Regions from separate parts of the Homo sapiens genome. Here region 1 is linked to region 2. The links are chromatin loops, found by intact Hi-C in ENCODE. Cell type or tissue: dorsolateral prefrontal cortex. All regions are shown on one strand. Links, peaks and the distances in the headings refer to the core of each region. The heading gives the core; the rest is flanking DNA. Region 1 overlaps CTNNA2 (catenin alpha 2). Region 2 overlaps CTNNA2 (catenin alpha 2).

Region 1 (15,938 bases), core at 3,501-11,500, 300 kb before region 2:
AGGAACCAAAATATTGCCTTTCTCTTTTCATGAGATGTATTTATCAATTATTCATTGAACTCACATGTCAGCTAAGTTAGGGCTGATCAAATTCATTGACAATATTTTTTGAAGAAAAGCATTTAACAGTGTTTAAAATCTGTCATATATTAGGTTTTGATCATATAATGTTACTCTGTAAATATTTGTCTTCACCTGTTGCTTATTGTATTCACACAGTAGACTATTAGTGCTTTTGATTTAATCATTATGCTATCAAAACTCATAGTATGAAGCATGTTGCAGTTCTGCTGAGGCCTGGGTTTGGGTCTCACATTCCAGGGTCTCTTTGAAGGCTCTGATATCATGGCCTAGTGGACAGGCCAGTATCTGCCTCTTTGGTGGTCATTTTTGGCTCAATATATGGAGCATAATAACTTCCAGGTTGTTATTTTAAAAGTTAAAAAAAAATTATTTCTTTGTGGGAAAAAGGTTGGCCTTATAGAAGATACTCATGTTTACGTTGGGTTTGTTGAATCTTAAGGGGTCATTTAGCTTTCACAGGTATTCTTTAATTGTACCTTTTAAATTGTGTGTTAGAGAAGGATTGTGAGCATTAAATTTCATTAATACCTCAGGATACACCCCTTAAGAAGCTCAAGGATCTTGTCTAAGTGTGATCTGTTACCTGGAGCCTTCCTTTAGGTTGTTCTCTGTCCTATGGCAGCTGTGGTTTTAATTGTCATGCACTTTGTTGACTTACATCGGGTAGTATTTCTATTATTCAACTGTGTTCAAATATTTATTTGGTATCCATTTTATACAAAACACTATTGTAGATACTTTGGAACAGGAAAAAATTGAATAAGTGAGCCACTGACTGTACCTTCAAGGAAATTATACCTTGTAGTGTCCAGAAATATACTATTCTATTCATTATTTCTGATTTGAAATAACTACATTTTGAACATTGTGGTCGTTCAGGTTGTTCATGACATGATAGAGAATAGGGTATTTTGTTGATTAAGATGAATCTGAGTCAGATGAAATTTGATACATTATTATCCAAGAAATAAACTATTACCTACCACTGGAAAACCAATGTGTCTGCCCAATTTCCAATCAGCCTGAAGCCAGTTTCATTTTGCATGGGTGATACAGATGATAGAGGTGGATCATCCAGCAGCTTCATGTATATTCATACTTATCAGATAGGGTCAACGCCTCTTAGTTTGGTTTGAAATCTCACTGGGAAATGTACTTCTTCCTTTGATAGATTTATCAGGTGATATAGTCCAACCATTCCTGAAACAATACATGAAAAAAAATGTTAATAGTTACCTATTAACTATAAATATAACTAAAAATAGTTAATAGTTAATACTGACCTTGAGGTATATATTGTCTGTTTCATAATAACAACAGGCAAAATTGCAAAACACATTATTAAAGGGATGATTTGTGGGTTCATAGATTAAGTATCTGTAAATACCACAGCCCTACATGTGTTTACTAAATACAAGCCATGTAAGGATAACCTTCCTTTGACAGGGAGATGTGACAGGGACTGGGGCTCCAGCAAAGACTTTCCACGTTTTTAATGTCTTTCTGGGTAGCTTTAGGGGCATTTTGGTGGATTAGCAACTGAATATATCATTTCATCCAAAAGTAGGTAGTAAATTAATTCCAGGGGGAAATTTATAGTAGTAATTTTCAGAGAGTAACCAGACAGGTAGGTACTCAAAATTGCAAGATTCAAGGAATCAGAGATGTTTTGATTAGAAAAAGATAGTGAGAGGAGAATAACTGCCTTCAAATATTTAAAGAACTCTTTTGTAAAAGAAAAAAAGGGACGTATTCCGAAACTGTATGTATGACCACAGGGAAATATTTAGGCTCAATAGAAAGCAAAAACTTTAGAATAGCCAGAGCTCTCCAACAAATTCTATCATCTGAAGCACTCTGAGCTGCCTCAAAGGCTAGTGAGTTCTCTCTCACTGGATTGTGTGTTGTGAGCATTTAGCAGGAATGCTGTAACTAGAAATTAAAACATGAGGCTGAACTTTAAGGTTTCTCCTTTCCCTGACATTATCACTTTCATAATTTTCTAGACATGCATCTGTTGGTTGTAGGATGGCCCCATCATCGAGGAAATTCTTCATTCCTTGTATTCTACTTGTCTAGTTTTCTTTGGTCCATTTTATACAAGAAGCTGGTTTGAAAAATGAGAGGGAAGTTTGGGCTTTTAGATGATCAGGCTGGAAATGATAATCAGTTCCATATTGCTTATTCATCAGTTCTTGACGGAAAAATTTTGCAGTTTACCTAGTGTCTGGCTGAGTAGGTCATTTACACAGAAAGAACCTGGCTATGATTTAGCAAAGATGAGGATAGTTCTTCCATATCATAAAAAGTAATCTGGGTTCCTGGCCAGCCGTGGTGGCAAATGCCTGTAATCCCAGCACTTTGAGAGGCTAAGGTGGACAGATCACCTGAGGTTGGAAGTTTGAGACTAGCCTGGCCAACGTGGCAAAACCCCATCTCTACTAAAAATACAAAAATTAGCCGGGTGTGGTGGTGCGCACCTGTAGTCCCAGCTTCTTGGGAGGCTGAGGCATGAGAATCACTTGAACCTGGGAGGCAGAGGTGGAGGTTGCAGTGAGCCAAGATCATGCCATTGCACTGTAGCCTGGGTGACAGAGCGAGACTCTGTCTCAAAGAAAGAAAGAAAGAAAGAAAGAAAGAAAGAAAGAGAGAGAGAGAGAAAGAGAAAGAAAGAAAGAAAGAAAGAAAGAAAGAAAGAAAGAAAGAAAGAAAGAAAGAAAGAAAGAATGAACACGGGTTCTAGCCACCTCCTCCCTCACTTCAGAGGACTCTTTGACATAACCTTTGTAGAGCAACCTTAGGTTCTCTTATATTTGCCTTTGTTCCTGGAGACAGTAAAGGCAACCAGGCCTTGGTGCAACTGGTGGAGAATGAAACTTTTGCGAAATAAGGATTGCATTATGATGCCTGGACGTCCATTTTGGATTTCTGCAATGTACTTTGAATCTGGCTACCCACTATAGACTTCCTGGATGCCCAGATCTTCTGACTGTCAATTAATGATAATGATTCTGGGCAAGTTTTCTCCAAAGGCTAAACTGGAAGTTATATTTTCTGATGTTGCTGCCAGAAAATCAATTCTATTCTATGAAGTCATTCCTAATGTGAGTCCATTCCTCTAGGGAGGTCAACTCTAGTATGATTTCTTTAAGCATCAAATTAATATTTTACTTCTTAAAATGCAAAGTATGTTTCTGTTGAAGGTACAGTTAGGCAGGTCTTTGGAATATCCCTGGCTTGTTAAGAATTTTCTCTGCAGCAAGTATTACTCAACAGTATGAAGCAGATTTTAGAGCTTGCTTTCTGGCAGAGCAATTGGACTTGGAATTTGCCTCTTTATTCAACCTGTATTTGACTTGACTTGTTAACTGTAAAAATAATATATGATTTTTTTTATATCTGGTGATTTTGATTAGACAATTTTTAAATTATGAAATTTCATGGGATAATTTTAATCCATTAAACTCTTCAGTATGCAGAATTTCAATCCATTAAACTCTGCAATATGCATTAATATCCTGCACAATGCAACTGTTCACTGTGTATGTGTTAACTAGTGGTTAAAAGACCTTGTATGTTATTGACTCACCAATAAGTTGTAGTTTTATATCATTTAAATTCATCTTGTCTTTTTAATTATATTTATCTATGAATATCGGATATGTTTTAAAATGCAAAATTTAATTATGAAGAATGGGTTTCTTTTGTTTTTCTTTTTCTCCCCTATACCCACTCCCCTTTACCCCATTATCCCAGCCCTTATTAACCACCATTCTATTCTATGCTTCTGTGACTTTTTTAGATTCCACATATAAGTGAGGTCATGGAGGAGAATGCATTTCTTAATTGATTTGTACCCATGGTCCTCAAAGTGTGATGTGAGGACTAGCACTAGTCTGTAAGCTATTTGTTACTAGTCTTCAACAAGATATGTACAATAATTGTCAGCATTTAGAAACTTTTGTAGTAATTTTGCATTTCCTCAACAATGGCACAGAATTTTACAAAGGTTGATCAGTTCTCAATGGACTGGAAGTTTGTTTTTTTAACTACTTTTCATCCCAGATAGTCTGGGAAGCCTCGTTTCACCTTTCAGTTGGTAGTACCCTAAAAGGGGAGAGAGGCAGACAACCACAAAAATACAAGCAGATGTTTGCAAAGGCAATACAGGCAAGCAAGTTCAGCTTAATGCTATACAAGGCTCCTAATCCAAACATGGGAATCCAGGGATTTGTGGATCCTGGAGAGGTCACCTACTCTCAGAATCTCTCTCTCCTTACCCAGTCTTACTGCCCCAAATCCCCAGCACTAGCTTTTTAGACAAAAACAGTTGCGTATGGAAGGTACTGTTTAAAATGCATGCGGTCAGCAACTGCCCATTGAGCCTCTCTCACACCTTCAGATTCTTTGATGAGGTTGGCTTACAAAGCTCAGGACCGAGGTACATTCTGATCCAATGGATTTCTGTGGGGACGAGCCTCACCCACCTGGGGCTGAGTGGAGCAACTCTTACTGTTGTACACCCAGACTGCAGAACCTGAGCCCTAAAGGCTATGGGGACCTGCCCTTCCTCCCCACACTCTACCTCCAGAGCCCTCCCTTTCTCTGAAAAAACAATGCTTTATTATAGTTATACAGGATGGAAAAGAAGAATGATGAGAGGAAAGAGAAGAAACAGATAAAAGGGAAAGAGGAGCAGGGGAGAAAGCTAACTGTGTGATGGAGAAGAGGGAACCAGTGAACTTGGGATTTGAGAGTATGTGAAATCATAGTTTAAAACCTTTAAGGTTTTGTCTTTTAACTCCGGCCACCTCTCAGCCACCTATGCTGAGATACTTGTGTGTGAGATTCTTTTTTTTTTTTTCTTTTTTTGGTGTTTTCTTAATGCTAGATCAATGAAAATACTGTTTCAGCTTGAATTTATGATGTAAGTGAGCCAGTTATTGAAGTAAGCTTGCTGTGTGTACACCATGAACTACTCAATTTACAATATGAAAATAATTCCCAATATTAAGTGTAAATAAAGTATGATTTACATTTTATGTAACTGCTAGTTTATGAGTACTCAAGACTTTGTACATTTTAACAAGGCCTATTTTTAATTGAATATTGAAAAACTAGATCCTCAAACTTTTCATCACATACATTGAGTTACAAACTTGACAAACCACCCCATCTTCTTCCTTGCATTTTTACCACCACACTTTGTATTTCATGCCGTGGTCATGACAGGCACCTGTTGATACCCAGAAAAAGAACTTTGAATGTGTCTACTGTAATAGTGTGCATTGATCCTGTTGATCCCTGTGATCTTTGAAGTGTGTGTTTCACCAGTCATTAATTTATTTTGTCTGTACGTACGTCATTTTAGGTCAGCTCTCTGTTGTCAATATTTCTAGCATATATATTTGATTAGCTCTAAGTGGAGATTTTTGTTTGTGGATATCTTGGACAATTATAGTTATCATTTCATGCTTTATAGGGTTTTTGTTTTCTGTGTTAACATCACCACTACCACCATAATCACAATGGTATTTATTGAGCAACCTCTGTGTAAATTGGGTAGACATTTTCTCTTAGGTCATAGATTCATGGGTTTAATATAAAAAAGGGGCGGGCAGAGGAAGCTTATATTTATTGGATATTTATTGTGTACCCACCATGTTACGGGCTATCATATTGAACCTTTCTAACAACACTGTTCGGCTAGGATTTGTATCTTCATTTTTTAAATGAGAAAATTGAATCTCACAGAGTTAAGCTACTAGACCTAGTGAAACAAAGAGGCTGAAATTCAAATCTAGATCTTTGGGCTTCTGGTATTCTCTTTTTTTTTTTTTTGAGATGGAGTCTTCCTCTGTCGCCCAGGCTGGAGTACAATGGCAAGATCTCGGCTCACTGCAACCTCTGCGTCCCGGGTTCATGCCATTCTCCTGCCTCAGCCTCCCTAGTAGCCAGGATTACAGGCACCTGCCACCACACCTGACTAATTTTTGTATTTTTAGTAGAGACGGGGTTTCACCATGTTGGCCAGGCTGGTCTCGAACTCCTGACCTCAGGTGATCCACCTGCCTCGGCCTCCCAAAGTGCTGGGATTACAGGCATGAGCCATCGCACCCAGCCCTGGAATTACTATTCTTTACATGGTCTAACCACCTGTATGCTTTTAAGCACACTTAAAATGTTTCTGTGCTTCATTTACCTGCATTAATGCTTTGTGTGGTTTTAGTTTTTTAACATTTTTTGAATAGTTGTGACAGCTTGATCACATCTCCAGATAACATTGCATATGGAGCATTTAAAGATCAGTAATAAATATAAAATTTAAGGAAGTTCCATGAGGTAATAGAAACCATTCCAAAATGAAAACAGAAGAGGTCTATGTTTTAGGTTCAGGTCGGCACTAAGCTGTAACTATAAACTTTGAATATTTTATTTATGTATAAAATGAGAAAGCAGAGATACATAATTTCTAAGGTTGAGCTTTAAAATTATATGCCTATATGGTCTGAAAAACATTCTTGAACTATTTTAATTTTGCCTATCATCCAAATACATTTTAAAAAGAAATTCTATTTTCTCTGACTTTGTGTTTGAATTAAGAAGATGAAAATCAATTTGGCCTGATTACAGAACTTAACTATATTAGGCTGGTGCAAAAGTAACTGTAAAAACAGCAATTACTTTTGCACCAATCTAATAATATCAGCAACAGCCAAACACTAATAGCAATAATAATTTGCCTACTTTTAAAATCATGTGTTATCTTTAACTGTGCAACTCTACAAAATTGTTGAGTGGTTGTTCCCATTTCACAGATAAATAAATTGAGGCTCAAATAAGTCAATATGATTGGGGTCAGAAGAGCTACTACAGGTGGGACTTGAGTTTACACTCAGCTTTCCTTGTATTCTAAGCCCATTGTCCTTACATCATTCCAAAGGCAAGTCCCAGCCCAGAAGTCTTTGAGCATCCCAAGTAGGGAGGGTATGTGGCTTAAGGGACTGGTTGCCTCTTCTGTGATGAAAGCTGTGTCCTTGCTCTGCAGCTCAGGATTAGACACTACCAGATGTGATATACAGAGGGGAACAAGGTGAGCTCTTCCTCATTTCCCCCCAAAAAAGACATGGGACCCTTTGGTGTAATGAAAGAACCTAGCCCAATGGCTTAAATCCTATTTTATGTTACAAATGTAGGTAGCATTACTGAAAAGAGATAGATTTAGAATAAATGCACCAAGGTTTTACTTTCAAAGATAAGTAGAAGTTTGAATGAGTTTGCTAAGAGGAATTTTAGAATGGATGTATAAATAGGGCTCAATAGTTATTTGGATGAGATTGCAGTTGCATAGATCCTTAACAAGTTATACAGTTAAAGTTGGTATATTTTTTTGATGTTTGCCAGAGAGGGGGAGCAGAGTTAGCATTATCTCCTTGACGGACACCCATCTTCCTCCCTAATGAATAATAACAACAATGAAAATAATGACTACATTACTGACAGGCTATTCTCTGCCAGCCGTGGTGTTAGGTGCTTTGCACTTATTACTTCTTTTGATTCTGCTGACAGCCATACTAGGGAAGAACACTATTGTCTTTGTTTTATAGATGAGGGGGCAGAGCCTCCAAAAAATTAAATGCCTTGTCCAAAGTCACATGGAGGCAAAACCACAATTTAGACTGGTCTGCCCAGAGCCCGTATTTCTTCTTTCTCTCTCTCTCTTTTTTTTTTTTTAACTTTTTATTTGGAAATAATTTTAAATTTACAAAAAGTTGCAGAAAAGTACAAAGAACGATATATGCTTTACTCAGATTTGCCTGTTAACATTTTGCCCTATTTTTGACCCCACACTCTCCTGTTACACTGCAGCCTCACAAAGAGAGGCTATCATTTATTTTTAGTGCCCTGGATTTAGTTGATCTCATGATCAGCCCAGTCTGGCTCACCTTGTTCAATGCTCTAGTGAAATTCTACATTTCAAATATCTTTGAAATAGAAGAATTGGTGTCACATTGTAGTTATACGAAGACTATACATGAGATGAATGCATAAATCTAACTGGGGTGGAGAAATGACTACCTTTTACAAATTGTCCCTCTAAAACGTTTTGGGGTTTGCTGATTATTTTCGAAAGAATGTTGACAGAGGCCTGGCAGTAATAAATAATACACCTTGTGTTATTTTTCCTTGCAGAGATTTCCTTTTTGAGTGGCATTTTTTTCCCTTTTTAGGTTTATTTACCCAGTTGTTGAAATCAAAATTAAATGCAAGTCACAGTTCTTTGGACTGTCAAAGGACATGACCAGAAGAGGGCAGACTTGCATGCTGCAACCGTTTCCCGTGTAATTGAGCAATCTGCATGCTGATGTTATAGAATGGCAATGAAGAGAGATTTAATAATAACTAAAATGAAAGGCTTATGCTTATTTGGTACAGGATTTCTAATAAGACATCAGAGTCAAAGAGGCTTAAAAGAACAATGTGCTCTATTTAGTGTATTCTAAATGTGAAGAAAACCATATTCGTTTGATTCTATTTTTTTTTTCTTTCTGAGGCAGTACTCGTTTCCTCAGTATTTCTGAGTTTGTTTTTTTTTATTTTTTTTCTCATGCTGGGATTTTTTTTTTTTCTCTGTAGTCACCCAGAGAATTTTCAGTGGTGAATGCTTTTGAATGCCTTATAAAGGTACAAAGTTTATCTACAGTTTACGGTATTATTTAATTGTCATACCTGTGAAAGGAGGAATGGTGAAAATCCCTTATTTATGCCTCTACTTCCTGAATGTGCCCTGTGGGAACAGAGTTACAGACAACCCGACCCCCTTTTCCTCCTCTTGGCTCTTGCCTGCAACCGGCATCCTCTGGCCCTTCGAGTGCCACCATCTAGTGGCTGTTTCTGGAAACTCCAAGCGTCCTTTTTTTTTTTTCCTAGCATCTTTCAACCCACCTCAGTTGTAGACAGGCTTAATTAAAGTTGTCTAAGGAAGCTTCTTTCTTTTGGATACTGGCATAACCATTTTCCTTACCTTAAGCCATCGTTCCTCACCTTAATCCATCTTGCCTCATTATATTAGAGAAGTTTCACAGTCTTTCCAGGGGTAGAGGTCTAAAATTTATACACTTGGGAGACTCTAGTTAAAAATAATACAAAATCATGAATAAACATTAGATACCAGGATTTAGAGGAGGCCTGTGCAGATGAAGAGTCTTGAAGCTTGAAGTCTCTTAGATTTTTCTCTTATCTCCTCCCCACACTCACCTTTCTTTCGTTTTCTGTCATGTTACATGACCTAAGTAAGCCGCGAAAGAGCCACTTTTCTTATCCTGTTTGCTAAGTATTGATGTGAAGGTAGTTTCCATTGTTTTGTGATGAAATTACACATAGAAAATAATGCCATTGACCTCCAGATGTCTTTTTATGACCTCTTCCTCCCTTCTTATTAAATATTCTTCCCAATGGAAAACAAATATTCATAAAAATTACATAGAGGTTTCTTATTCAATTTCTTGTCATTTCTACTTAATTGTCAACATCATAATAGTATTTGGTAGTGCTTTGCTTTAAACATCAATTTTTGTTTCAAATGTAAGCCAGTTGACTTACATTCTAAGTTAGGGTTTTCTGGCCTGGCTGGAAGAACTAACAGCCACATATAGCACTTTTATAAAGGAAACTACTATCAGTGTTACAAACAACAAATTTAGAAATGAAATTTGAGAAAACAACCTGCTCATAAGATGGGGCCAGTCTACGTGACGTGGAAGACAATCCATCGTTTCACTTAGCATTCTGCATGTAGTGTCTGCAATCTTCAGGCTATGTCTTCACTCATGATTTCTTGACATATCTGCACATACCCCTCATTATTTCATATTTCTCTAAATTTTCTCACTTTTCAAATCATCTGTATTTACAAGGCTAATGGTATATTACTATGCCTTCAAAGGAACATTAGTATCATTTGTCATAATTAGAAGATAACCACAGAAAAAAATACAATGACATGAAAATGAAATTAAATATTAAGAAGATACTGAAGCCGGCCAAGGGCCCTGTTCCCTCTATTAAAAAGGAAGATTAGAACAGGCTGGAGAGGCTTAAAGTAAAAGAAATGAAGACTGTATTCTAAAGCTAATCAGAAGACTGAAAAGACAATTAAAAGAGGACTACATTTCTTTCTAAGTAATTCTGTGGTGCTTAATGTCCCATCCTGGTTCTATTTAAAATAGTCTTTGAGAAACACTGATGAAGAAAGTTTTTGTTTTTACTCTTGTAGACATTCCACATGCCTTTCGAGATTCATTCTATTGACCTTTTAGAGGGTGGGATTAATCATGATGTGTTGAGGCAGACATGTTTTTTAAACTCTATGTTACTCAGATTTGATTGGTATGACACCAACTTCCCATGGCTATTTTAACTGTTAAATTAGAAAACACATGGAAAAAAGCCTAGAACAGTGGTTTTCCCTCAAAAATGGCAGTGCCCTCAAATCTGCTCCCATCTCCCAACCAAGGAGGAGCTGAGAAGTAAGGGAGGAGGGGAGAACCAGCTCACTGTCGCCTATTTCATTGTGTAAAGCAAATGAGCCCTTTGTTTTTATAGATATGTAATAATATGAATAAACATATACATTGTAGAGCTTGATTTGTAGAACAGAATTTGGATCCTCATTATATGATTTTTTCACAGTTTCAGAAAATGGAGTATCAGAAACAGTGATGAAGATGTATTTGGATTGACAGTCTAATTAAAGATATTTCTCAGTGTAACATTTATACATATGAGTAGATTCACAATTTGGAAGATTTTAAGACACTTTCCTGTATGTGTGTGTGTGCTTATGTGTGTTGGAGGGATTTGTAGCTGTCAGAAAATATTATTATCCAACATTTTTAGAGAGTGAACCGAATTGTAAGAACAGCGAGCGATCTGTTCGCATTATGCACTTAAATTATGACTAAAATCACAGGCATAAAATCAGAGTATGCACTTTTTGCATAAAGACAAAGCATTTGTTCTTCAAATGAGATGGAGGTGGCTCCAAAGAGATAGCCATGGCTTTAAATGGCACTTGCCAATTTTTTTTAAAAGTATTATCTAGAACACTTTAGGGCACAATGTGTAGTAATGTAGTTACTACAAGGCTGTTTGATTCATTGCCAAATAGTACTCAGAATTCAGAGATCAGATAAATTAGATTTTAATTGGGTTTTAAAGCTAAGATGAATAGGTAGATAAGGTAGAATTGGTCAAAAACATACTAATGTAATAAAACCTTTGGTTCTCTAAGGCTCTTGCATTAAAGACCAGGCAGCTATCACTGACAGACAATGCCATGGAGTGGTCCTGAAAGATCGATATTAACAGGTGGAGTGTGCACTGGGTTCCAACATAATCATGTTACCTGGAGCCATGGAAAAACAGAGGCCTGACTTGAACTCTCCGTTATATTATAGAATTTTGAACACAAAATGAAATGGAGTTTTACCAGCCTGATAGGACTCTCAAACACAGAGTTTATTATTGTTTTGTTAGCAATTTTAAAAAAAATATTCAAGGCACAGCACCAAGTTGTTTATGTCTGAGTGTGTTGAGTGCCTGATTGTGTAGACATGGGTAGCTGAAGTAGCTTGTAGCATCTGACTCCAAATTGAGACTTGTGACTTTTTAGACTTAACTTTCTGTGTAAGTCTGTTATTTTCCATCCGTCTGTCCATTACCGCAGTATTTACCTGTTTACATTGGAATAAATATATTCAAATGACTGTTATTTTACAATGTTTATAAAATACATACACTGAACTCATTTTGTTTTCTGCAGTCTTAAAATGAGTTTTTTTTCCTTAATATTTAGAGATCTTTTGTTAAAAAAGCTATAGAAATCTTTTGTTACTTTCTCTCCCAAAATGCTGTTTCCTTTGGGAATTTTATTTTTATTTTAGTTGTTTGTTTTCCTTGTTTGTAATATCCTATTTTTTTATTCTACAATTAGCCATTTTGTCAATAAACTCAATTAGAAAACTCTTAGAACTAAAAGTTTAGCAATAAGTCTAGATACATGTAAACATCAATGAATGATCTTACATATTAGCAATAATCAATTAGAAAATATAAAGAAATAAAATTCCTACTCACAGAATTGTGAAACCATGATTTTCTTAAAAACACATGGACCCGGCTGGGCATGGTGACTCATGCCTGTAATCCCAGCACTTTGGGAGGCCGAGGTGGGCAGATCACCTGACGTCGGGAGTTCGAGACCAGCCTGACCAACAGGGAGAAATCCCGTCTCTACTAAAAATACAAAATTAGCTGGGCGTGGTGGCATATGCCTGCAGTCTCAGCTACTTGGGAGGCTGAGGCAGGAGAATTGCTTGAACCTGGGAGGCAGAGGTTGTGGTGAGCCGAGATTGCACCATTCCGTCTCAAACAAAACCAAACCAAACCAAAACCAAAACAAACAAAAACCCACATGGACCCTACTAATTTGCCTAAAATATTTTTAAGAAAAGTCAATATAGAATCTTTTCTTTTTATAAATTAGATAGTGTTAGAATATACTTTGTATTGTTTTAGTATTTAGGAGCAGGAGCTTATAAAATCCAAGAACAAATTTATTTACCAAGAAAATAAAGAAGAAAGTGAAAAGACAAGCTTTTAAAGAAATTTTCTACAGATTTTCTGAAATTTTCTGATGGAAAGGTTTTGTTTTGTTGTGTTTTTAAAGATAATTGCAAAATGCTTATTATACATGTGAAATTGCAGATAAATACCGATTTGATCTTTGGCATTATTTTTTGCTTGGGGAATACTCATTGCTGCTATTATAAATCTTTCACCCCATCCTCACTTCTTCTATCCCTGTGCTTCCTCTGCCTAGCAACCTGAAAAAAGCAAGCCTTCTAGCAGGCAGCAGATGAAGGTTGCCATGAAAACTGTGAATCAGTCAGGACCCAGGCATCCATGTGTGTGGGGAGCTGTCAGCAACCTCTCTTTCTGATGTTGTGCCTTTTTCCTCTGGCACATTTCTGTTGGTGTGCTCAAGGGGTCTGTAGTGCAAATGCAACCTGTGGACCATCATAGCTTAGCCTAGCCTACCTTAAATGTGTTCGGCACACTTACAGTAGCCTATGGGTGGGCAAAATAATCTAATACAGAGCCTATTTTATAACAAAATGTTAAATATCTCATGTAATTTATTGAATATCGCATGAAAAGAGAAACAGAATGGTTGTATGGCTACTCAAAAATCGATTTCTACTGAATGCATATTGCTTTCTCACCATCAAAATGTTGAAAAATTCTAAGTTGAACCATTGTAAGTCGAGGACCATGCATACTGCTTTATCCCAAAAGAGTGATCTTTATAGCATGAATTTCAGAAGCCACAAGAAGCCTACTGAGGGACTGGTAGTCTTGAGCTTCTGCATTTCTAATCAGCTTTGTGGCTGCCAGGTCCAGCTTATGTGGATTCTGCAGATCCCAGCATTGCTCTCGTGTTTGACTTTTATTCCCATGTTCTTTTGCACCATTATTGAAAAATTGACATCCTCAACTTTGCCAGCCTGTTTCTCAGCAATAGCTTTTATTTCCCTATAGCCTATATTTGAATGTTAACCTTTCAATGTGGTCTTATACTCATTTATTTTGACTGGCCTGTCCTTAACTCTACTATTTCAGGACAGATTGCATCAATCTGGACTCTGGCCACTCCCTCTCTTATTCCTGTACTGCTCCAGTTATGCAGAGTGCTCCAGCAGCAACCATTCTGGTGTTCCGGGCCGTTGATTGCATTCTGAGACCTTGTCATGGGACACCTAGAGTGCTACTTGATGATAAACATGATGCATTAATCTCACTAATGGTATTGCCCCACAAGTAGCAGGAATCCCCACTGAGTTAGATTTCTATAGGTGGGCTAGCAGTGAGTGCTGGATGATATCAGTCTTTAAACCACACGATTGTAGAACAAAGACAGAAAACTTATTTTTTCTTTTTTCCTAAAATGGAGTCTCACTCTGCCACCCAGGCTGAAGTGCAGTGACAAGATCTCGGCTCACTGCAACCTCCACCTCCCAAGTTCAAGTGATTCTCCTGTGTCAGCCTCCTAAGTAGCTGGGATTACAGGCATCTACCACCATGCCGGGCTAATTTTTGTATTTGCAGTAGAGGTGGGGTGTCACCATGTTGGCCAGGCTGATCTTAAACTCCTGACCTCAAGTGATCTCCTTCCCTCAGCCTCCCAAAATGCTGGGATTACAGGTGTGAGCCACTGCGCCCAGCTCAGAAAACTATTTTTTAAAGGATCTGTAGAAATTCTTAAAGATCCTACAATCCAAATTCTCATATTGTAATTAATTATAATAATAACAACCATAACATCATGTTGGCATAAGGTCTAAGCATAAGTCGTTTATGGCATAAGCTCCAGGCATAAGTGCTTTCTATCAACTGGCTCATTTAATCATCACCCCAACAGGATGGGGAGAAACCATTATTAATCAAATCTTACAGGTGAGGGCACTGAGCATTAGAGAGGGTCACTATCTTGCCCAGGACCTTGCAGCCAGCAAGTGCCTATGCCAGGAATCAGGTCCATGCAGACTGACTCTAGATGGCTGGACAGACCAGGAAGCCGAGAACCAGGAAGGCAGTGGTTTGCTCAAAGCCACACATCTGGTAGATGGCAGAGATGATCAGGTTACCAGGTCCATGGCTCCCAGACCAGTATATGGCTGCCCATCATGCCTCTCTTGGTGATATTTTAGATTCTGTTTTGATAAGAGGTTGTTCTCAGTCATCATTTGTAGGAGACACGAAGAAAACAAAAGGGAAAACATTATTGTAATAGGTAGCACTGAAAGCAGCAGAAATAAAATATAGCGAGCCCTGAATCCTAAAAGTTTGGCTCTACCAGGCCAGGTACTCTGATGGTAGGAACAGTGTGCCAAATGAGGAGGTCTTGCCAATAATATTCTGATAATGTCTACCATTTATTGTTCTTATACACTAAAGGACAACTTACCCAAGAGGCACAGTTACCAACCCAAGAGGCATACTTGCCATATCCCCAGTAAGTGGTGGAGTTGGGATTAATTAGGACCCCTATCTGTCTGGCAACACATCTCTTTTGTGTTCTACAAAAATTTTCCTGCATCCTATCCTTGCATGCAGGAAAATTATATGAGATGAAATGTAGAAATGAAAAACCCTGCATGGACTGGTCCACTTGACACATTGACAACAAGAAGTTCCATTTATGAATGTTAGTCTTCATTGAATCCTAATTTAAGAGAAGTCAGCTGAGCATGGTGGCTTATGCCTGTAATCCCAGCGCTTTGAGAGGCCGAGGTGGGTGGATCACCTGAGGTCAGAAGTTCAAGACCATTCTGGCCAATGTGTTGAAACCCCATCTCTGCTAAAAATAAAAAAATTAGCTGGGCATTGTGGCACGTGCCTGTAATCCCAGCTACTCGGTAGGCTGAAGCCAGAGAATCGCTTGAACCTGGGAGGTGGAGGTTGCAGTGAGCCGAAATCACGCAATTGTATTCCAGCCTGGGCAACAAAAGCGAGCGGGGGTGGGGCAGGGGGAAGTCATTCAGAACACTTAGTTCATAAAACAACTTTGCAGAAGAGAAAGTTAAAAAGAAAGTGGATTTTCTAGCAAACTCACCCCAGAAGAGGGGAATCGGTTAAGAATTAGATTCAGTTACTATTGGAGACCCAAATACCAAATACTAAAAAGATGAGTGTTTGTATATCATGTAGAAAAAAAAGAAGTCCAGAGACAAACATGGTCCTGGTGACTCTGAGTATCATCAGTATCTAGGTTCCTTCTATGTTTCAGCACT
Region 2 (15,938 bases), core at 4,656-12,655:
ATGGAAGAGATGCCAAGGCAAGATATGAGGGATGGGTGCAGAGCTGTCATGCCCTCTCTAGGTGCACCATCCTCCCAGCACCTCTAAGTGTTCAGCAACCTGGCAGCTCCCTGAACTCCATCCTTTGGGTTTTATGGAGGTCTCATTACATAGGCATGATAGGTTAAATCCCTGGCCATTGGTGATGGGACAGGGGATTGAAAGTTCCAACCCTCTAATCAAATGTGTTCAAATACTTGATTCCCATGGCAACCAGTCTCTATCCTTAGAGACCTTCCAAAAGTTACTCATTAACATAAACTCAGGTAAGGATGAAAGGGACTTATTATAAACAGCAAAAGACACTCCTTTCACTTTTATTGTTTGTATTACTTAGGAAATTCTGGGCGCTTTAGGGGTTCTCTATATAATGTTTTGGCCAATGAGGGACTCCATATATGATAGCGGTGGTCCTATAAGATTACAATACCCTATTTTTACTGTATCTTTTTATTTTTAGATATAAAAGTACTACTGTTTTACAACTGCCTACAATTTTCAGTTGAATAACATGCTAGACATGTTTGTAGCCTACAAGCAGTAGGCTACACCATAGAGCCTAGGCAAGTAGTAGGCTGTACCATCTAGGTTTGTGTAAGTACACTCTATGATGTTCACACAAAAACAAAATAACCTAACAACAGATTTCTTAGAACTTATTCCCCATTGTTAAGCAATGCATGCCTGTATATATTTCTTTGTCTCTCTCTCTCTTTTTTTTTCTTTGTTTTTTTTTTTTTTTTTAAGAGATAGAGTCTTGCTTTGTTGTTCAGGCTGGTCTTGAACTCCTGGCCTCAAGCAATCTTCCTGCCTTGGTCTCCCAAAGTGGTAGGATTGTAGGTGTAAGCCACTGCACTGGTCTATATTCATTATTATAAATCAGTATTACAATAATCAACATTGTGGGTGTTTTTTCATCATCACTTTCTATGCCCTCATGTCTCTGGATTCATCTAGGAATCCAGGTGTAAGCCAAACAGTTTGTGGCATTTATCAGTTTCTCATCAAACAAATGAGAACCTGTTCCCATTTGAAAAAGCAGACGGAAAAGGGAAAGTTTTCTGGGCCATGATGAAAAGTGTTCTCTTTCTTCAGAGAAAGCCACAAGAAGAGATGTTTTCACTCTTCTCCTGGGCATTGTCATGTGGCCACAAGGCTTGGAACCACTGCAGCTATTTTGTTGTTATCCAGAGGAAGATGAAGCTCACATAAGGAAATCACAGAGAATTCCAGGGATCCAAAACTGGAGCTACTAGGTAGAGTTCATTCCCAAAGCTTGCTCTACCTTTGTACTTTTTATTCTGTCAGCCAATAAAGATTCTCATTCTTTATGCTAGGTTGAATTGGACATTATCTTACTTTTAGCCAAATTCCTCTCAGTTAACACAGTGCAGAAGCAGACGTAGAATGATTGTGTTCCTGGTGTTTGTTTTGTTTTGTTTTGTTTTGTTTTTATGGGCCAGAATCTCGCTCTGTCGTCCAGGCTGGAGTGCAGTGGTATGATCTCGGCTCACTGAAACCTCCATCTCCCAGGTTCAAGTGATTCTCCTGCCTCGGCCTCCCAAGTAGCTGGGATGACAGGCATGCACTACCATCCCCCGCTAATTTTTTTGTATTTTTAGTAGAGACAGGGTTTCACCATGTTGGCCAGGCTGGTCTCTTGATCTCAGTCTGAAGTCCTGACCTCAGGTGATCCACCCTCCTCAGTCTCCCAGAGTATTATGATTACAGGTGTGAGCCACCACACCCGGCCTGTTCCTGGTGTTTGAATCCATTCTGATCATCCAGCTCAGTCACAGTGGTTCAGAGCGTCACCTCTGAGACTGCCTGTGATGGTACGGCATTCATACATACATGCCTCAGGTCATCTTCCCACTGATCAGGCAAGGCACTGTCCTTCTTAGGCAATTTCTACTGTCCAGTGTAAACCAAATATAAAATTATAAGTTTCTCAATCAGCTGGGTGGACCCCTCTTCAGGTCCCAGAGAACCCAAAGAAAACTTGAGAAACTATTTTAGGCAATGATGGGAAGGAGGGGTCAGACATGTTTCATTATACTTTCCTCCTCTTGGAGGTTAGACACAATTGACCAACATTAACATTAAAAGAGAGACCTTAAGAATGACAAAAGAGGCTCTTTGTGGCAATAAGATCCCAAATTCCAACCTGACACTGGTATAGCATCACATGACAGACAGCAGGCCCCGCAGGAAATCAAAGTATTTTACCCCAAAATATATTTCTTTGACATATTTTAGAAAGGCCCTGCACAGCTGTCTCTTATGGAAGAAATTTGCATTCTGTAGAGAATCTCCTTCCCTTACTAGTTTTTTTTCCAGAGAGTCTGGCACCTTTTAAAGGTCTAAATAGAAATCATCTGCCATCTATTGCCTCTAAGGGTGGCCACCTATGAGATTTTATCTACATAATAAGACCCTTGGTCTCCACAACCCCTTATCTTAAGCCAGACAGTCATTTCTATCAATTCCAGGTCTTTAGATAATAACTTAACTCTTTCAACCAATTGCAAATCTTGGCAAGAAAATCTTTGACTCTACCTGTGAACTGTAAGCCCTCACTTCAAGTTGTCCTACCTTTCTGGACCAAACCAATGTATACGTCACATGTATTGATTAACATCGTAAGTCTCTCTAAAACATGTAAAACCAAGCTGTAACCCAACCACTTTGCCACATGTTCCCAGGACCTCCTGAGGCTATGTTACAGGTCATCGTCCTCATATTTGACTTGGAATAAATCTCTTCAAATATTTTACAGAATTTGGGTTTTGTTTGTTTGTTTGTTTGTTTGTTTTTTTTTTTTTTTTTTTTTTTTTTTTTTTTTTTTTTTTTTTGTTAACACTAGTTTTGGCAGCTCTACTTAGAAATTGTAACCTCTTTCCCCACCCTTCTCCTTCTTCATCTCCCATACCCAGTCCTGACTTGGGCCAGGAGTGAGTGGCTGACTTAGAGGTAATCTGGGCTGAGCAATCAGATTATCTGATTGTGAATCTGATACAGAAATTATCAGTGAGCATGTTAACTGGAATGTTGGATGGATTGCAAGCTTGGAGTGGCCATTTTTGTGCCATGTGCAGAGTAAAGAAAACTTCTGGGCAGAAACAAAGTGGGACACAGTCTTGGAGTCCAAAGCATCCCGGAAAGCCAGACCTTCTGCCCTTGGTTCAGGTCTCACATGAGGAATGGCCCCTACCTTCCTGCCCTTGAGTTCCAATGTCACTTCGTTAGATAGCTTGGGATGGCTTCTACTTCCTATAACCAAACAACCTTGACTGACCCAAAAAGGGGTCGTGTTCATCTCAACTTACACATGATGCAATCAAAGATGAGAAAGGTTCACCAAAGCTGATTTGTAGCCAGCTGGGATTCAGCCTAGTTTTTCTAACTTTATCATGTTTATTTTTTCCATTTCACTTGCTGGTTAAGTGACCAAGAAAGATCAATTCATCTACTTTATTCCTAAAATATTCTGTGACTGTTGCCTGTCAGATATCAGAGAAAAGAGAATTACTCTTTAGTTGCTTCGTGACATCCTTGATGGATTATGAACTGCCACCCTGAAAATTCAGTAGGAACCTGGGTAATGGTAACTGTAGGTCTGCATACCTAAGTAATAAAATACAGAGTATCTTCTTTAAATTATTGAGGACTCTGGCCTTGGTAGTGTTGCAAAAATTGTGAATTATTGTGAAATAAATGTCTGCTGAGGTGCACAGCAGAGTGCTCTTCCACAAAGTTGCCCATGTGAGAAGCAATCCCACCGAAAAAGAGCAGATGCCCCCTGGAAGTGTCGATTTGAGACTCATTTGAAGACACTACTTGTTTTCTCTGTCATGGCATTTTAATACTTATGGCCTGTCTCTTCTACATGCAAAGCTTCTAAACCTTCCATCTTATCTCAATTGCAGCTGCTCTGGAGAATAACTGCCCTCTTTTGTGGCATTCCCCCTTCTATCAGTCCCCCAAATTAATTTTAGCATATGACACATAGCCTCCAAATTTAATGAAAATCCACTCAGCCATTATCTGTGATGTGACAGACAGACTAAAACTTAATTATATTGACATGGATTTGAGGTAATGCTATCATATTTTGCTAGAAAAGGCATCTCTTTATGAGTGATGACAATTAGCAGTCAGATTTTGGAAACACAGCCATGGAGAAATATCTGCACAGCAAAATATCATCCATACCTTTAGGACACCCACTAAGTTAGGGATTGAATGCCATATTCATTCACTCAGGCAATCCCACCTAGACTTTGGGTTAATAGCTTTGAAGAAGTATTTCATTACATGTCAGAACAAGGAAAGATTTCTCATAATATTAAGTGTTGTCCTTGTAGGAGGCTATATCTAGTTCTTTTGATCTTCAAAGTACTATAGAAGTGGTAAATAAAATATGTGTTAGCTAGTATCACTACTTTGACTAAGTAGATTTTTACAATCTTCCTGCACCCTCATGCCCAAATAAAGGATACTAATAGACTCACTATTTGTTTTTTTTTTTGAGATGGCATCTCACTCTGTCGCCCAGGCTGGAATGCAGTGGCACCATCTTGGCTCACTGCAACCTCCACCTCCCTGGTTCAAGCAATTCTCCTGCCTCAGCCTCCCAAGGTACGCACCAGCATGCCCAGCTAATTTTTGTATTTTTAGTAGACACAGGGTTTTGCCATGTTGGCCAGGCTGGTCTCAAACTCCTGACCTCAAGTGATCCACCTGCCTTGGCCTCCCAAACTACAGGGATTACAGGTCTCACTATACTTTAAGGGAAATATTGCATATAGAGGAAGCACAAATGTTAGAAGGTATTAATCTTCGTAGAACCTTTCCCCCACCCTAACACCTCTAATTCTTTTTGGTGGCTTCTAGGAAAAGTGCTTTAGTTAATATTTCACTAATCTTTCATTATACTCTTATAATCTTCCTTTGGGAAGGGTTCTTTTACTCATGACCTCTCAAAGGTAAAGCAGGGATCTTGTCATTTTGAATGCTGGATTGATGCTATCAAGAGTTTTTCGGCTGATAAAGTCTTACAGAAGAGATTACCACAGGCAAAGTCTCAGGCAAGAGGGTGAGGAATGGATGATAGGAGTTGAATTGGAGGATACTGCTGCAGTTGAGAGGAGCAGGATTGAGTATGTAGATCAGAGGGGAAATAAAAGGAATGAAGAAAGACGACACAGTACTGAGAAATATTATGAAGACAGGGGAATGGTTAATATAATATTTCTTCTATTCCAAAAGTTGGCAGATTTTTTTTTTTTTGGTATGTGCTAGCTTGTAAATATTTTTAGTTTTGTAGGCCAGTTTCAGTCACAACTATTTAACTCAGCCATAAAGATCCATAAACAATAACAAATAAATGGGTGTGGCTGTGTCTGATAAATATTTACTTACCAAAGAAAGGTGATTGCTGATTTGGCCTGCAGGCTATCTAATCACTTGTTTATAAAATTTGCACTACATTCGTTGATATATGGTATGCCTGATGCCAAACCCAATTCTTATGTTTATTAAAATTTAGAATGAACTAGTATTCTGAAGATTAGTAACTCCCTTTTTAAGCTTTGTGATTTTTTTCATATTTGTCCATTGTTACTTTAATAATATTTTAAATGTTCAAATATGCATATATGAAAGTAAGTTTGTTTAGTACATAGAGTTAAGCTTAACACACTTCTTCCCCATAAAAGAGGGATTTCCATAATTAACTCTAGGAACCATAAACCCTGAAAACAACACTGCAATTCTGTGTGAATGGAGAGCCTGACACTGTACTAAACACTCTAGGAGATTTTTCCAAGTATTCGGGCTGTTTCTGCTCTTGAAGGAACTATCAATCACTGCAAACACTAATAACAGTAGATGCCAGTCAAGGCCAAGTGTGGGGCTGCCTGGCTGGTGAGTGGCACAGATACTGACTGAGGAAGTTGTGGGAAGCAGGAGAGAACAAGTGGCTGCTGGCTCCTTTGTGTCAGTTGGGAGAGTCCTTTGGTTGCAGGAAACAGAGACTCACACAGGTTAATTCAGGGAGTGAAAGTTTATTAGAAGAAGATTGGGATCACTCCCATTTGCCTGAGCCTCATGAAAACCCAGAGGAGCCCTGCCCCCACCTTAGGGGAGAATTACAGACACAGTCCAGTGAAGAATCAAGTACCTGGTGTTAGTCTCTTGATCACCCCACTTACCTTAGGGTCGCACCATAAATGCACATCAGTGGCTTCCTGTGTTTCTACTGCTTCTCTGATTTTTTCAAAATTTTTATTTTAAGTTCAGGGGTACGTGAGGTTTGTTACATAAGTAAACTTGTGTCATGGGGGTTTGTTATACAGATTATTTCATCACCCAGGTATGAAGCCCAGTACTCAATAGTTATTTTGTCTGCTGCTCTCCCTTTTCCCACCCTCCACCCTCCAGTAGACCCCAATGTCTGTTGTTTCCTTCTTTGTGTTCATGAGTTCTTATCATTTAGCTCCCACTTATAAGTGAGAACATGCAGTATTTGGTTTTCTGTTCCTGCATTAGTTTGCTAGGGATAATGGCCTCCAGCTCTATCCATGTTCTCTCAAAAGACATGATCTTGTTCTTTTTTATGGCTGTGTAGTATTCCATGGTTTATATGTACCACATTTTCTTTATCTGGTCTGTCACTGATGGGCATATAGGTTGATTCCATGTCTGTGCTATTGTGAATAGTACTTCACTGAACATTTGTGTGCAAGTGTCTTTATGGTAGAGTGATTTGTATTCCTCTGAGTATATACCCATTAATGGGATTGCTCGTTCGGATGATGGCAATCCCACTTTCTGTATCTTGCACTGAAGTTCTCAAGAGAGTTGACGTTATTGGTCAAATCAGTGCAGTGCAGTGAGGGAGATGGGTGGTCTCTTCCAAAGAGTCATACTGTTACTTAGCCTTTTTTCCATCTTGTGCCTTCTCATTACTTAGTGCCTTGTAGTCCTCCCTATCCTGCTTGCAAATGAAGACTCAGGCAGCAGTCTGTCACAAGGGATACTGGGAAATGTAATCTACTAGTGTGTGCAGGAGGAAAGGAAAATGGATTCAGTGAACAACTAGTCAGTCTAAAAATACAGTAAAGTAGGCCTATAGATTATTGTCTGTTTGCACAAGTGAACTTGAACTTGCTTTTATTTATCTGTCAAGGAGCCTTATGTCTGTGAAATCACTAGGATAAGTGAAATAGTTTTCCTGGGCTCATTCCCAAAAAGGAAAACATTGTGGCTAATCAGACACAGAGAATCCACAATGGTGGTAGGCTTCTCCTCACTATTAAATGTGAGATGGCACCAATTTATAGGCTCCATGGACTTTTTCACTACAAAAGAGAAGGAAGCTTTTTCAAACCTCTGTTTTAAGAGGGAAAGCAAAGAGAAGGAAGCTTTTTCAAACCTCTGTTTTAAGAGAGAAAGCAGTAACATATTGAAAGAAATGCACAGTTTTCATTTGTGTCATCTCAACAGCTGGTACTACCCTGAAATTTCAAGGATCCCTTCCCATTGTCAGTCCATGTAACCTCATCCTTAGATCAGAAAACACAGCCACAAAGACATGAGTTCAGAATAAGTGTCTTACAAGTCATACAAGAGAAGGAATATTCTATATGATTGAGTCAAGCATATGGAGACACTGGTCCCAGCCCTGCTAATATCCAATGTGGTTACCTTGGATATGTTACTAAATGTCTGCATTTTTGCTAAAAAATTGAATAATGTGTTTGTTCAAAATACATACAGTACCCAAATTACAATGGTTCAATGCATGATATTTTGACTTTAGGATGGGTTTATCAGGGTATTAAATGTATTTTCAATGTAGAATATTTTCAACTTACGATGGGTGTATTAGGATGTGTCTCATTGTAAGTTGAGGAGCATCTATACATAGGTGTAAGGAAACCTAAAGACTGACTGTTGTGTTTTCTCAGTGGTGGTTCTTGGCAATAGTAGTAGGAGAGGTACTCTTGTTCCTTTTTTGTTACCATTGTTAACTCCAAAATGTGCCAGGCCTTCACAGTGGAAGGGGCTAGTGAGACTGGATGCCAGAGGAAGCACCTGTGGAACAGACACCTGCATAGCCCTACCCTGGGCAACAAGACTTTAAATACCTCCTCCAACTACAAGGTTCTAAGGATCTGCATTGATGTTTCATAGGCATGAGTTCTTAAAATTCTGTCCTGAATATGAAACTCAGGATTGGGAAATGAAGCAAGAAAATGAAAGGATTTGCTTTATGAAGACTCTATATCCTGGGCAAAGTGGTGGTGGGTTGAGTTGGTCTTCAACCTGCCCTTCATTGAAGGGCTGCCTGGACCCTCTCCTAAGGTGCTCATTCTGGATACCCAGTTGGTGACAACTCTTCTTGGTCCAGCACCTTCTCTAAGTTGACACTTCTTTTTCTTGCTCCCCCTAGCCACTCCCCTGACGTGTCTCTTAAAGCTACATTTAGGTATCTGTGCCGTCCAAGGACAAGCTTTAAGGAATGAGCATACCTCATCTAGAGGAAGGAACTGGTAAGACTCCCTCCCCTGGCTCCAGCACTGTTCTGGACTGTAATAGTGCATTCTCACAAGGAGAATCCAGAAATAAAAGTCCATTTATGACTCTGTGACCTCAAGGAATGACTTTACTCAAGATCATTTGAGGCTCCAGGGCAAGGGGAATGGCGGCATGGCAGGCAAGGAGGGGCTGACAGCACGTTGTGCAGTCGAGTTCATGTAGCCACTTCCTGCACAGAAAGACTTCCACTCTGCAGTTGTAAAGAGCTGGCCTTGACAGGGAGTTGCTGGTTCCCCAGGAGTTAATTGATATAAGAAATAACATTACAAGGAATTAATTAGAAGCCCTTGAGTCTTGACAAGAGTTTGTTACAGGCTGATGTGCCTTTTTATTATGAAGCTGGGAAAGGGAATGAGGAGGAGAAGTACGGAGGATGTTAACCATGCAGATGTGAAAGAGATTTTGTAGACAGCCTGCAGAGAGGCCCCTGCATAATGATAGCTCACTCAGAGAAAATAAGAACATGAAACAGTTCCTGACAAGTCCCATAGCTTAACTGGAAGAAAGTGAACCTCTTTGCTTATGAAACATCCTGAAGCTAGCGTAAAAGTTAAAGAGCACTTTGCTCTGAAAGAGAAATAGAGGGATGGAATGGGGGAAGGGACATAGTCATTAGGGTAAGTAAAGTAAAACTGGCTTCCCCACAGGACATCAACACGGTAGAAACATCCGGAATTGTCTCTAAGTCTCACTCCTGGGAATTCACGCCACAGGGATAAATCAGATCAATTACTACCGGCCACCTAGTGGCAGAATGGGGAACAACATGCTGATCTGTCGGCTGGGAGGCTTAATATAGTCCGTATTCACAATAGAAGCTAATTGTTATAAAAATGTTAAGAGGGGGCGTAAAATATTTCAGAGCAGGGGAAGATTTTTAGCCTGAAGACAACATAATTTTTCACTTAAACAATTCATCCAGCTCAGGATTAGATGAAGTTGAGTATGAGGATAATTGAATATAGTAACCAATTCTACGTCTTCCATCCATGTGTGTATTTAAAGATTACAATTATTATGCTATTTTTAAGACGTCTGTTCTAGATAAAGTTCTTCCATGAGATACTACTTTTGATGTACTCTGAAGAGTGCTCTCATGCTGGGAGAATTTCAGTGCTGAAAATAGCTTTTGGCCTAGAGTTGAGACCTGGGTAACCACCCCCAGCTTAGCTATGCGAAACTTGGGTGATTGTCAGAAAGTCATTTACGTATCATGTGGGGATGTTTGTGTATGTGTGTGGGGAGTGTGTTTGTGATTGTATGTAGTGTGTGGGCATATGTATAAATATATTTGTTAAGTTGAAGCAAATACAATAGCCCCCCTCTTATCCACGGGGAATACGTTCCAAGCCCCGCAGTGGAGGTCTAATAGTACACTGTTTTTTTTCTATACACTATTTTTTTCTATACATACCTATGACAAAGTTTAATTTATAAATCGGGTACAGTAAAAGATGAACAACAATAACTAATAATAAAATAGAATAGTTATGGCCTGGCGTGGTGGCTCACATCTGTAATCCCAGCACTTTGGGAGGCTGAGGTGGGTGGATCACCTGAGGTCAGGAGTTCGAGACCAGCCTGGCCAACATGGTGAAACCCCGTCTTTACTAAAAATACAAAAATTAGCCAGGCGTGATGGCATGTGCCTGTAATTCCAGCTACTCGGGAGGCTGAGGCAGGAGAATCGTTTGAACCTGGGAGGCAGAAGTTGCAGTGAGCCGAGATCGCTCCATTGCACTCCAGCCTGGGCAACAAGAGCAAGACTCCATCTCAAAAAAAAAAACAAAAAACAAAACAAAACAAAACAAAGTCATAACAATATACTGTAATAAAAGCTGTGTGAATGTTTATTTCTGAAATTTTCCATTTCATGTCATTGAACCATGGTTGCCCACAGTTAGCTGAAACTCTGGAAAGTGAAAGCGTGCATAAGTGGGGACTACCATATGGGCATCCTACATACCTCTTAGGTGGTACTCAGAGAACCCAGCAATGAGTATTGAACACCCTCAGTGAGCTGAGTTCTGGTTCATCCCAATGGAAGGTATTAGAGAAGGATGAACAAAGTCCCTGTCCAATCTAAGTGGTGACTCTAAGACACACATGAAATAATGATCAACAACATAAGTCATCACTTGGCCTTGGCTTTAGGATATCTTAGAGAATACACAAAATAACTTGAACTCAACCCAGATTTGAGAACTTCTATGGTGTTAATGCTAGTACCCTGTGTTTCCCCTGCAACACTCAATCTTTAATGTTTCCACGGAAATTGCTTGCTATTCCTGCCTCCAGCCATCTCCACAGATATGTGCACCGTAGTCCCACTCCTTCTCACCAGATTACTTGCTCAAATTATCTCTCGAGTATAGCCCTGTGAAACCCACCCAATCTCTTTGGCTCCCATGGTACATTAACATATATTCGTACTCATTTTGTGTCCAAATCTTTGTTTCTCTTTCCTTCCCACACAGCATTAATAACCCCGGGAAAAAAATTCTCTCTGTTACATGATTCTGTTTTTTTTGCTCCTTCATCATTAATACCATAGTGTAATTTATAGGTATAGAGGCAAGAAGATCTCATATGGGAATGTAAGATCATTAAAATCTTCACTGTGGAGCCAAGGTTCAACCTGGGTTTTTAGGAAGAGACAGGATTTAACTGTTTGAGGGAGTTAACATATAATGTAAAACATGGATGTGTTGGGTACATTTTCTGAAGTAGCATCAGGGTATGTATATTCAGGAATTTGCCCTTTACTTTACATGTGAATATAGTTAGAACTCTGAGGCTGGGTGGCATTTTAGGAGCCAGACAGGTCCATGAATGCCCTTCCCACTGCCCTAAATTCCCTGAGTTCAATTGACAAGGTTGGAAAAATGGGGAAGTTAGCATGGAAGTCGGCTGCCAATTCAGGCAGGTGAAGGAGTTCTAATTCGGTCAGGACACCCACTTTGTCCTATTCAATCTGCCTTCACATTTAAAGGGCCAGTTGTAAAAGTATCCCATCTTCACAAATTCATATCTAACCAACTGGAAATTATTTTCACTGCAAATGTGATTGATTTTATGGAGTCCTTTTTTTTTTAATCAGGAGTACTTCTAATGCACTGCAGTATTTGTTTACTCAGTGACCAGGAAAATTGAGACATATAGGTTAAACAAAAACTTCATCAAACAATTTTGGAAGTTTCTTTGTAAATGGTAAGTAGAGTCAGTTGAGGGAGGAAGGAGGAGGAGCTACTAGATGGCACAGTGATTCTATTACTTTAAAGCATTTTAGGAACATTTCTGTTTTATAAATTAAGATTCATCTGGGGCCTAGATATATATATTCATTATGAGCTATACAGGTCCATGAACACCCTTCTTACATTCCTGTATATAAAATGCCATATATATCTATACATCTGTATCTCCATCTATCTATCAATGCATCTATTATATCTATCTATCTATCTATCTATCTATCTATCTATCTATCATCTTTGTTATATTTAGGCCTATACATAATTTCTATTTTATAAGATAAATTCATCTGTATAGGGCATTTAACTAACTCTAGGTTAATGATATTCTGAGATTATCTGATTATATGGCAGTTGGATCTAGAAGTCAGTCCCAAGCACTGAGCCTAAGGATAAGGTTAACTTTGCTGTAGATTAATGCCAGATATTCTTCAAGAATCAAAACTACTTTAGTATAATCTATTGATGATAGTTAAATATTTTGCTATTCAAGTCCTATTAGTTACCGACTCAAGACTCCTTTTTTTCCAAGAGAGGTTGTTGATTTAATAACTGTCAGCCAAAGAAGTTCATCAGCAGCTGAAATCCACAGCAAGTTAACTCATAATGAATCTTAAATTTTAGAAAGAATGTTTTAGCAATATTGAGTGACAAAAGAAAAACAGTTGAAAACAAAATCACCGTGAAACTTCCGTCAGCTCATTAGATTCTCTGAATTCCATAAAAGAGAGAAATAATACCAAGTACAACTGAGACTGGAGAAGATTTTATGGTGGAAATCTCTCAGATTCCTTTATTCCAGGAAAATAATTCTGAACTTGAGAATTGAGTGTTTTCTCTCATGGACATTGGATTGAAAGGCTATTGTATCCAAGGATGTTCACTGTGGCATAACTCTTGCTGTTTGCACAACCTGAAAATGATCCAAAGCTCAGAGTTATAATTAAGGACCTTGTTACACCATAAAAGATTTTCAAATTTTAATCTATGACAACCCACACAGCACTCAGGGCTTAAATACTTTATTGACCAGGCTGGCAGGCTGACTCCTCTGTTGGAGCTGGGAGAGTCCTGCTTCAATTTATCTCTCCCACACTACATATTTGTAGTCATAAATCTTTTGCTAGGCTCTTTGAGCATTAAAAATAGCCTGGCATTGCTGGCTTTCCTTGTGGTACTGTAAGAGCCAAATCAAAGGTGCCAGCCTCCTGTGATCTTTCCATTTTGCGCTGCAGCAGGAAACGTTTACATCTGTCCCAGCCCTCACTGTCTAAGTGTCAACTCAAACAATGGCATTTCCCACTCAGAGTTTGGCTCCATCTCCCCAGATGCCTCCCTTATCCAGATAGGGCAGCTGAACAGCAGTCTGGCCCGAGCTGTTCCTCTGCCAGCCTGGGTCTGTTCTCTCTTCTTGATGGTAACTCTGGGTGGTGTGTTTTCTTCATTCTGCAGGGATCCTGCTAGATGGAGCAGAATAGCTATGCTGCCACCAGGGTCCAGGCTATGGGTTTTCACTAGGACCACTGGAGGAGAGAGGCGGAGGGAGCAGCAAAGGGCCAGAAACAGTTTCTGGAGGTGCAAAACAGAAGTCATTTGAACACAGGCCCAAATGCAGATCAGAACTAGGTCAAGAGCTAGAGGGTGACTCCACAAGTATCGGTCAGGTTGTTTAGAGAAGAGACCAACATGTTCAGATAGAATGCTATTTTATGAATTTCCTTCTTCAGACATGAGCATGTTATTTGGTTTAAATTTTTATTTCAGTAGTGAGTAGTAAGAAACATTATGGGGGTCATCCCACAGACACTAAGGGGGAATTCCTGTGTCTTCCTTTTTCTTCTAAGCTGTTTTTCACATCTTTTGTAAAATCAGCTTTATTGGGATATAATTGTTATCTAATAAACTGCACATATTTAAAATAAACAATTTGATAAGCTTTTTATTTGATGGTTTCCACGAGATAATCATTTCCATCAAGATGATGAAAAGATCCATGACGCCCTAATATTTCCTTGGGCTATTTGCACCCCCTTCACATCCCACTCTCATCTCCAGGCAACGACTGATCTGTTTTCTGTTAGTATATATTAGTTTGTATTTTCTAGACTTTTATATAAATGGCATCAAACAATATGCACTCTTTTTGTTTTAGCTTCTTTCTGTCAACAGGATTATTTTGGGATTTATCTACATTGCATCGTGTATCGATGGTGATGGATGCTGAGCAGCATTCCATTGTGTGGATATACTACAGTTTGTTTATCCATTCACCTGGATAATGGACATTTGAGTTGTTTCCAGCTTGGAACTATAACAAATAAAGTTGCTAGGGGCATTTGTGTACAAGTTTTTGCATGCCTTCATTTCCCTTGGTTAAATATGTAGGAGTAGAATAGCTACTCTTGGGTAGGTACCTAGAATAGGTTTATATGAAAGAGTATGTTTGACTTTTTAAGGAACAACCAAACCCTTTTCCAAAGAGGCTGTACCATTTTATATTCCCACTGACTGAGAGTCCCAATTCCTCCACATCCTGGCTGGCTTTTGCTGCAGTTTCTACTAGGGGACATCAATGCAGCAGCCTGCAGGGCCATCTGCATCAAACGTGGCCTCATCTCTGGCCACACATCAAAGAGTCAAGGTTTTGGCTGGACGAAGAAGAAAAACACAGACCAAGGGATATTAATGACCTAACATGAAGAGAAACTATCTATTTTGTGAGCTTACAAATAACTAAAGAAGAACTTTTGCAGTATAGTGTTTGTCAGAACCGTGGTGTAATAAATTAATGTGGATCAAAATTTCTGGCCATTATTATAAAGGAAGAAAGGAAAGTACATATGCTTTGTCTTTCTTTTTACAGAATCCAGTACATGTTATTTGTAGATTGACTAACATGTGATGTTCAGAGATAGAAAAATCTACCTTAGACGATTCTTAACAAAGAGAAAAGTGGTTCTGACCATAGTCATTTAGCCCAAATGCCTAGAGCAGAATTCCCTTCTACCTTTTCTCAGAACACAAGTGCCCATAGGCTCACTACCTCCTGGGGAAGCCTGGTTCTAGTCAAGCGTTTTGTTCATGGAGCAGATTTTTATTTAAGGAATTCATAACTACTGGCCTGGGCACGTGAAGTAACTTAGACTCAGATGGTCCACATAACACTGCTCAAACAGAACAAGTCCACAGTATAAGGAAGCTAAGTCAGGCTTCAGACAATAGCACCTCTTTTGTTAGGTTAGTGCAAAAGTAATTGTGGGTTTTGCCATTAAAAGTAACGTCAAGAAACCACAATTATTTTTGCATCAACCGAATACTTCTCTCATTTCGTACATCTTAAAATCATATAACCAGGCAGTATCTTAGGGTCATTGGGATCTCGGCTCTGGGGCTTACTTATCCCAGATCTAACCATCCTCAGCATGGTGCTCAGAGAGAAATATTGTGAGTTTCTGTAGTCATTTCCATATCACACATCTCAACAGAGAAATACGAAAATCCACATGGAAAATCTAGCAGACCTACAAGCGAGAGCCAGGTGGGAGACTCTTCACCTGCCCCAAAAACTAGTTTATGTGCATGTGACAAAGCGGGCGTTTTTATTGTTCAGACACTAAAACAAACAGAAAATTATGAAGTGCACAAAAGGATTTTCCACGCTGCTGAACCTTGCAAAGTGTTCACAGTCGAGTTCCCCTTTTTGAATTCATTATCTCAAGGCAGCATTTGGTTTGGAAAGCCGGGGCAGCTGAGCTGAAAATGTGTATTGTTATTACTTGAAGTTTCTGAGAATAACCTGCACAGGCTGCAGTGTTCAGAACCAGCTTTGTTCTTTGCAAATTCTTTGTCAGTGAACTCTCTCTTATTCGAGTCATTGGCAAACATGAGAGCCTATGTAAAATATTGATTTAGGGCATATTCCTAATCATTTGTTTTACTAGCATGTATTTTGGAAAGCTACCTGTAGCTGAAGTGGTTATTAGTACTTTCCCTAAAATTGTATCACTTTCATTTTCACATTCTTTGCTTTGAAATATTTTA

What was found. A loop is a pair of places that touch in the nucleus more often than their neighbours do. Peaks named below come from ENCODE experiments on the same cell type or tissue, not always from the same donor. Only the 100,000 strongest peaks of a DNase experiment are listed, where the experiment ranks them.
Region 1: it touches region 2 in a loop (7-fold over the local background); 6 of 110 quality-filtered maps call a loop at or near these places.

The regions. Positions count from the first base shown.
Region 1 is chr2:79,927,548-79,943,485 of GRCh38, forward strand. All of the region lies in intron 7 of CTNNA2 (catenin alpha 2), which reads left to right. Among named protein-coding and RNA genes, the nearest start is that of MIR8080, 69 kb to the left of the region's middle. In dorsolateral prefrontal cortex, for the core only: CTCF peaks have their summits at 8,394 (motif pointing right), 8,593 and 8,976 (motif pointing left); DNase peaks (open chromatin) are centred at 8,404 and 8,934; H3K4me3 peaks cover 1,208 bases; H3K27ac peaks cover 1,318 bases.
Region 2 is chr2:80,229,495-80,245,432 of GRCh38, forward strand. The region is part of intron 7 of CTNNA2 (catenin alpha 2); the gene reads left to right. LOC107985903 (a long non-coding RNA gene) reads left to right here. Exons shown (of 2, transcript XR_001739569.2): 2 at 1,135-1,370. Among named protein-coding and RNA genes, the nearest start is that of LRRTM1, 67 kb to the right of the region's middle. RefSeq lists an enhancer at 1,744-2,397. In dorsolateral prefrontal cortex, for the core only: a CTCF peak has its summit at 9,402 (motif pointing left); a DNase peak (open chromatin) is centred at 9,377.